Regions from separate parts of the Homo sapiens genome. Here region 2 is linked to region 1. Evidence: read pairs that join two places in POLR2A ChIA-PET (ENCODE). Cell type or tissue: CD4-positive, alpha-beta T cell. All regions are shown on one strand. Region 1 overlaps ZNF831 (zinc finger protein 831). Region 2 has its middle 100 kb from the start of EDN3.

Region 1 (4,000 bases):
TATGGTCATCATTCCTGCCATACAGCAGGAGCAGAAGCCACTTGAGCTTCCAAGGCACATGTTCTAAATTGGCACTTTGCCGCAATTGACCACAGGTGATGGCTTTATTAATTGTGATGCTTTTGTACCTCACAGGTTACAAGAGTCACATTTCTCATTGTCAAGGAGCTCAACACTGTGCTCACATCCAAAAGCACAACCACACTAGTCCCTAAATCCCATCATTAGGGATCTCTTGGGACCATTCCCAGAGACAATTCTGTAGACTTCTGTGCCCAGTCAGAAGACAGAAACCACCCAGTGGGTTATGCAGGGGAAACTTGGCGTAGGAATGATTAGTTACAATGAAAGAGTGACTATTAGGTACAAGGAAACTCTATAGGGTACCCTAAGATTGAGGGAGAGTACTCAAGAAACAACACACTTGGAAGGCATTCAGGTCTCATTGGAGAAGCTGTGATTTTAGCCACCAGAAAGCAGAGAAGTTGGCTGATTCAGCTAGACTTGAGATTGTGTGGAGTTGCTAGGCAAACAGCTGACAACCCTCTGGGGTGCTGCTGGATAGCAGACCATGCACAAGCAGAGATGTGGGCATGCATCTGGGAGCCTGGGCACAGCAGGACAGAAGGCTTTGGAGCTTGTGGCATGCATAGAGGAAGTGGGGCTTGCAGAGGAAACGGCCACTGTGTGTGGACTCCTGGCCACGGGAGGCTAGCTGGCTTTACGCGGCTTTAGTTTCCCTGTCTGGAAGGCTGCAGATGGATTATCCCTGATCCAAGGCTGTAGGCTGCACAGGGAGCACTTTTGCAGCCTGCGGTTCAGGCTGGTTCTCTCAGATACCACCGCATAATGGTTGCTCTAGGTATTACATTTTATATATATGGAACTTATCATAGTCTGCTGGTGTCGTTATTTTACCAGTTGGAGTGAAGAGTAGAAATCTCACCTCCATTTATGCCCTCACATTTAGAATTATCTTAAATATTTCCTTTACATACATTTAGAACCATATCAGACAGTGTTATAATTTTTGTTTCAGCCACCAAACATGATTAAGAAAACTTGCTCGGGAGTGTTGGCTCATGCCTGTAATCCCAGGACTTTGGGATGCCAAGGCAGGAGGATTGCTTGAGCCCAGGAGGTTGAGGCTGCAGTGATCCATGTACGCACCACTGATCAATGTATGTGCACTCCAGCCTGGGTGACAAAGCAAGACCCTGTCTCAAAAACAAAAAAAACAAAAAACAAAACAAACAAAAAAACACCCCAAAACAAAAAAGAAAAACTCAAAAGGGAATGTTTTTACCCACTTTTTTACTGTTTCCATTGTTCTTTTTTCCTTCCTGATGTTCCAAGTTTCTCTTTTTGTTACATCCTTTCTGTTTAGAGAACTTTCATTCTTTGAGGGTGGGCCTGCTGGTGACAGATTCTATTTGTTTTCATTTATTTGCGAATATCTTGATTTCCCCTTCATTCCAGGAGGATATTTTCACCGGATATAAAATTTTGGGCTGACACTTCCTTTCCATCAGCTCTTGAAAAATGTGATACCCTTTTCTACTTGCCTCCAAGTTTCTGATGAGAACCTGCTTTCATTAGAATTGTTTTTTCTGTAGCTAAGGCATTGTTTCTCACTTGCTTCTTTCAATATTTTTTATCTTTAGAGTTCAGGAGTTTGACTATGACGTGCTTTGGTGTGGATTTCTTTGGGTTTATCCTGGTGGTGGGGGTGGGGGTGGGTGGTTCTCTCAGCTTCCTGAACTTGTAGCTTTATGTCTTCTGCCAAATTGAAGCTCCTGAACATTATTTGAGCACTTTTTAAGCTCATCTTCTTTCTCTTCTCCTTCCCAGGCTCTGATGATAGGAATATTAGACCTTTTGTTAGTGCCATGGGTCCCTGAGGCTGTTCATTTTTTTTTTATTTTTTTTAATTTTCATCCTGTTTTCTCTCTGTTGCTCAGATTGGGTAATTTCCATTGTCCTATCTTCAAGTTCACCGATTCTTTTTTTCTGTCCTGTCCATTTTGCTGTTGAGGGCATCCACTGAGTTTTTACATTTTTGATTATAGTATTTTTCATTTCTATTATTTCCATGTAGTTCTTCTTTTATCTTCTATGTCTTTGCTGGGGCTTTCTATGTTTCCTTTGTTTCAAGCATATTTGTAAGTGTTCATGGGAACATTTTCATGATGGCTGCTTCATAGCTGTCAGGGAATCCCAGCACCTCTTGCATATTGGTGTTGGCATCTGTGCATTGTCTTTTTCCTTTCAGTTTGAGGTCTTCTTGGTTCGTGGTATGACAAATGATTTTTAATTGAGACTTGGACATTTTGGGCATTATGGTATGAGAGTCTGGGTTTAGTGACCCTTCTGTGTTAGCTGGCTTCCTTTGCTACTGCTCTGACTGGGGAAGAGATGAGTGGAAGTTGAGGTTCCCTACTCAGCCTCTGTTGGTACTCATTGGGAAGGCCCTGTTACCTCCTGGGAAGGATAGTAGCACTGGCTTTCTGCCAGGCCTTTACTGACATTTCCCTGTCTGGAAGAGCTAGGAATGCCTTATTATTGCCTCCCACAGAAAGAGGGAGTGGATTAACACACTGTGGCACACCCACACCGTAAAACAGGACTTGGCAAGGAAAAGGAATGAATGATTGGAGCACACAACAGCTTGGATGGCTCTCAAAGGTATTGTCCTGAATGAAAGAAGCTGGACCAAAAAAGCCGCATAATATGTGGTTGCATTTATAGGACATTCTGGAAAAGACAAACTTATAGGGACAGAAAACAGATCTGTGGTTGCCAGAGGCTGGAGGTGGAGGAAGGGATTGACCAGAGAGGGAGGCATGATTTGGGGATGTGATGGCCTTCTTGATTATGTTGGTTGTTACACGACTGTATTTACTTGTCAAAATTCACAGAACTGTACACTAAAGAGGGTGCATTTTACTGTATGTAAATTGTACCTTAATTAAAAAAATACATCCCATTGAGAGATGGAGAAATTTGAGGAACATGATCTCTTGCCACCTGTCAGTCTGCAGCCATAGAATCATGTTGGGTCCTAACTGACATACCTTTTCTGAGTAACCCCCCTAGACCCACTGTAACACGCATGTGTATTTCGCTTTAGTGCGTACATTATGTCCATTTATAAAGAGTGCCTATCCATACCTTGTAGTTCTGACATGGGCAGTTTAAGAGGTAGGGTTAACTCATATAATATTCTGAATCACGTCAGTATTTGGGACGCTTCTTCCTACCCTTTATTTGAATTCAGCACTGCATCTGTTTGCTATTTTCCTGGATAATTATTGTAATTATATAAAAGAATAACCATCATCAATACAATATTCTGAATTCATTATTTCACATCCTAAACAAATCTGTTGATAGCCTGCTAGGCAATCACGAATCGTGGTGCTATGTAACATTTTATTTTGTGTTCTAAGCCACGAGGAATCAAGATAAACCTCCAACACAGCCAGGCCCATACTGGAAAGATCTGCCCTTGGCACACAACAGCCAGCAGAGGTCACCTTCCAAGTGGCCCTCAGTGGTGGAAGGAGAGCAGTTCTGGATGGCAGTTCTCATCCTTGTGCTGGCCTTGTCTTCTGTCCAGCAATAAAGCTTTAGGCTTTGCTTTCTCCATTTGCCGTGGAGGAGAGTAACAGTCACAGCAGTAATCAAGACAGGCGTCTTGTCATTTAATTAAGCATGGCATCCCTAGTATCCATAATTTCAGGTCATTAGGTACCCAGACATTGTTCTCTCCATTTTGCAGATGAGGAAACAAAAGCCCAGGGAAATAGTATACTTGCCCAGAAAGAATTTAAAAAAATATTGTTGAGCAGGCTAGCGTCTGTGGGTGCAGTTCCTCTGATTCAGTGTGTCATGCCGCAAACATGCCAGGCACATTCCCACCTCAGGGCCTTTGCACTGGCTGTTTGCATCCATTGGCCTTTGCATTGCAGGAAACACTCTTACCCCAGGTACCAGCATG
Region 2 (4,000 bases), 230 kb after region 1:
CTGCGTTTGGACTGGCAGAAAGCTGCCTAGCAGGAGTCTCTGGGGGTCTCTCTCACTAGCTCCTCATCACCAGCAGCAGCGACGCCATCCCCAGCTAAGCAATCCCCTTGGAGAAAGCCCCTGACCACAGCCCCCGCCTTTCCACCTCGGAGACTCGTGTGTGTCTGGGTATGGGCAGCAGAGAGTCGCTGTCTGTGAGTTGTTTGCTCTTCCCGAGGGCAGGAAAATCTGTATCAGGCAGAAAAATCTGTTTTGAAAACACGCATGCACATTCATGCACACAACACACATACGTACCACACACATACCACATGCATGCACACACAGGCAAAATGTCTTTCCTTCCTTCAGGAAAGGTGCACCCCTGGAAAGCCCAGGCACTCTTTCTCAGTTTCCAGAAACCTGCCGGCATTGCTTGTCTTCAGAGACAACGTGTCTGTCAATGAGGAAAGTCTCTCTCGGAGGCCCTTATCTCTAGGAGAGAAAAACACACAATGAGAGAAACTCACTCTCCCTCTTCCCACACTCAGAAATCCGTGTGTGTGTATGCACTGCGCAGGAAAAACAAGCAAAACAAACCAAAACCAAACCTCTGTGCTCTGGCCCGTGATCTCTCCGTACACAGGAGAACGTGTGTGCCATTTTCCAGGCAGAAAAAACGATTTTGGACACGTGCAAGCTCACTCGGATACGCACACACTCATGCAGAAAGGCCTCAGTTTGCACCAGAAAAACAAGCTCTATTTCCTCTTGGTACCTGGCCCTCAGAACAGTCTGTGTGCACCTCCAGATAGAAAATGTTTTTTCCCTTTCACTCAGAAAAGGCTCCATCCTAAGCTACCTGTAATGAGGCAGAAACGACCTCCACCATTAGTAAAAGGCGCAACTGAGTAACTCACACGCACATGTTACTCTTTCCACACTGAGAGAATCCTGCATGTGTGCCTGCTTGTGCAAAAAACCAAAACGTGTCTGGTTTGAGGCTTTCTGTGAGCTCAAAGAGACCTATCTTTTTCCAGATAGAAAAAAAACCCTGTCTTTCCAACACACACACACACACACACGCACACACACACACACACACGAATACACGGCACTTGGGACAGAAATGTCCCCCTTGCCGGCCCCAGGGTGCACCGCCTCCAGCACACGATGCTCATTCCCTGCAGTTCTTGGCTCATGAGCAATTGCCAATTTGTGTCTGTCTTCAGGCACAAGACATTCTCTCACCCAGAAAGGGCCCCCAAGAAAACACAATTCAGATAACACACACATACACACACACACACACACACACACCTTTCTCCAATTCTCACTAAGGCTTCACCACCTAGAACATGATTTCTCAGTTCTTGGAATATTTTGTGTCTGTTTACGGGCAGAAAATGATCTGTCTCACTCAAATGTCTGTCCCTGAAGCTGCCCTCTACTCTCTCCCGCACCAGAGAAAAGCCCACTCACACTCGCCCGCCCTTTTCACACTGAGCAAAGTCTGTGTGTGTGCACCTGCACACACTCTCATGTACGTGGCCAAAAAAATGTCCGTTGGTTCATCTCTTTCTGCAAACAAATGTGTCTTTTTCTAGGTAGAAAAATCACACACACACACACACACACACACACACACACACACACACACACACGTGTTTCCCCTTCTCTCAATAACTTTGCACCACCTGAAAGGTCATTATCCAATTCTTGGCTCTTGAGAAATCCTTTATCTCCAGTTAGAAAATACTGTTGCTCCCTGAGAAATGTCTAAAGTGCTCTGTCACTAGGCTGAACAACCTGCCGTGCCCTCCCCTGCACACACACACACTCACACCAGTCAGCAGGCGCGCACACACTCACAACCAGAAGAGCACTGTGTGCACGTCAGTACACATCCTGTCAGCCTTTCCATGTCTGCGCACACACACACACACGCGCGTGCGTAGGCAGAAACCTTCCCCCTGCCCATCAAGTGTCACCACTTAAAAATCACTTCTTTTTCTTCTAATTCTCAGCTTATGAAAATCTGTGTGTGTGTGTCTCCAGACAGAAAATGATTTTTTTTCCTCCTAAATTGCTTCCTCCAGAGCACTTTCTCACTGGGAGAAATGATTCCCCTCCCCAAGAAAAACACTTTAGAGAAGACGATCACTCCCACTCTGACTTCCTTTTCATATTGGAAAATTGTGTGTGTGTGTGTGAGAAAAACTGTTCCCTTTTGGTCTGTTTTTTTTTTTTGCAAGCCAAAAAACCACGTATCTTTTTTTTCCAGGCAGAAAAACTACTGTCTGTTTTTCTGTCTATCTCTCTCTTATATACACAGATGTACACACATGTGCACACACACACACACACACGCAGAATGTCTTTGTTTTCTAAGTATTTACCATCTGAAATAACCAGCACTTTCCAATCCCCAGCCCTCAGAAAAATATGTTTCCAGGTAGAAAATATTCTCTGTCTCTCAGAAAAGTCTCTCTCTAAAGGTTTGTCACTGGGCAGAAATCTCTCTTTCTCTCTCACATACACACACACAACAAGAAGGAAAATGTGTGTTTGTGGTTGTGGTTGTGTGTTTGTTTTTGTGTGTGTGTGTTTGTGGGTACAAGCCGATGAAAGTCTCTCCATGTTGAGCTGCCTCCCTGCAAGCAAAAAAATACATGTTCTTTTTTTTCCAGAAAGAAAAAATACGCCAACACACACACACACACACACACACACACACACACACACACACAGACATGTGGCTCTTCTCTATGTACTACCTGAAAAACAAGCAAACAAACACTATTTCTGGGCTTGCAGAAAATTATGTGCTTGCTTGTTTCCAGGCAAATAACAATATTCTTAATCTTCACTCAGAAAAGTCACTTTTCAAAACTCACTGGGCAGAAATACATTCTTCCCTAAAAAATAACAACCTACTCTCACCGTCTTTCCACACTTAGAAAAGTGTGTGTGTGTGTTTGTGTGCACGTGTGTAGTGGGAAAAAAACCCTCACTTTGTTAGTCTATCTCTTCCTGCAGGCAGAAAAATATACGCATCTTTTTCTCTGCGGGAAAACATGTACGTGAGGTGCACTGGCACACACACACACACACACACACACACACAATCTCAGGCAGAATGTCTGTTTTCTCACTAAGTATGCACCACCTGAAATACCAACACTTTTGAAATTCTCGGCTCACAGAAATACATGTGTCTCCAGGCAGAAAATGTTCTTTTTCCCTCTCAGAAAAGTCTCTCTCTAAAGCTTTTCATCACCGGGCAACATAACTCCCCTCTCCCCAAGAAAGCACACACAAAATATGAAAAACACACGTTGGAAAAGAAGAAAACTCTGTGTGCATTCATAGGTGTGTGGTTATAAGCAAAAATGTCTCTCTGTGTGGATTTGTCTCCCTGTAAGCAGAAAAATACGTATGTGATTTTTCCAAGTGGGAACAAAATTCTTCTCTTTCTCTCACTGTCTTTCCCTCTCACTGTCTCCCCTCTCTCTCTCTCACACACACAGTACAGACACACACGCGCGCGCACACACACACACACACACACACACACACGTCTCTTCACCGGGCTCCCCTGCTAAGCAAATATGTCTCCCATTCTCTAGGGAAGTGTGTGTGCACCACTTGAAAAACACTATTTTGTAGCTTGCAGAAAATTATGTATACGTGTATGTTACAGGCAGAAAATGCCCTCCCTCTTTTTTTCTTTCTCTTCTTCTTTCTCTCTTTCCCTCTTGGAAACGTTTCCCCTGCCACAGCCAAGAAACACACACCACATTAGGAAAACATAAGTACCTGCTCACTCCCCAGGTAGCACATGTTACGGGTGTGTGCACACGGCCCTGCCTGTTGCTCTGTCTCTCCCCGCACACAGGAAAACACGTGCTTGTGTGTGCTTTCTCCAAGAAGAAAAATCAATCTTTCTCTCTCTCTGCCTCTGTCTCTCTCTCCCTCTGGTGGAAAAATCATAGTTTATTGCTTTTTCCCACCAGCAGAA

Evidence for each region. Peaks named below come from ENCODE experiments on the same cell type or tissue, not always from the same donor. Only the 100,000 strongest peaks of a DNase experiment are listed, where the experiment ranks them.
Region 2: POLR2A ChIA-PET joins it to region 1 with 11 read pairs; 1 of 35 experiments calls an interaction of 5 or more read pairs at or near these places.

The regions. Positions count from the first base shown.
Region 1 is chr20:59,173,504-59,177,503 of GRCh38, forward strand. All of the region lies in intron 1 of ZNF831 (zinc finger protein 831), which reads left to right. Among named protein-coding and RNA genes, the nearest start is that of ZNF831, 12 kb to the left of the region's middle. In CD4-positive, alpha-beta T cell, no CTCF peak of the experiment used is centred here; a DNase peak (open chromatin) is centred at 1,718; H3K27ac peaks cover 967 bases.
Region 2 is chr20:59,398,985-59,402,984 of GRCh38, forward strand. No RefSeq gene overlaps it. Among named protein-coding and RNA genes, the nearest start is that of EDN3, 100 kb to the left of the region's middle. In CD4-positive, alpha-beta T cell, no CTCF peak of the experiment used is centred here; no DNase peak of the experiment used is centred here; H3K4me3 peaks cover 33 bases; H3K27me3 peaks cover 1,864 bases.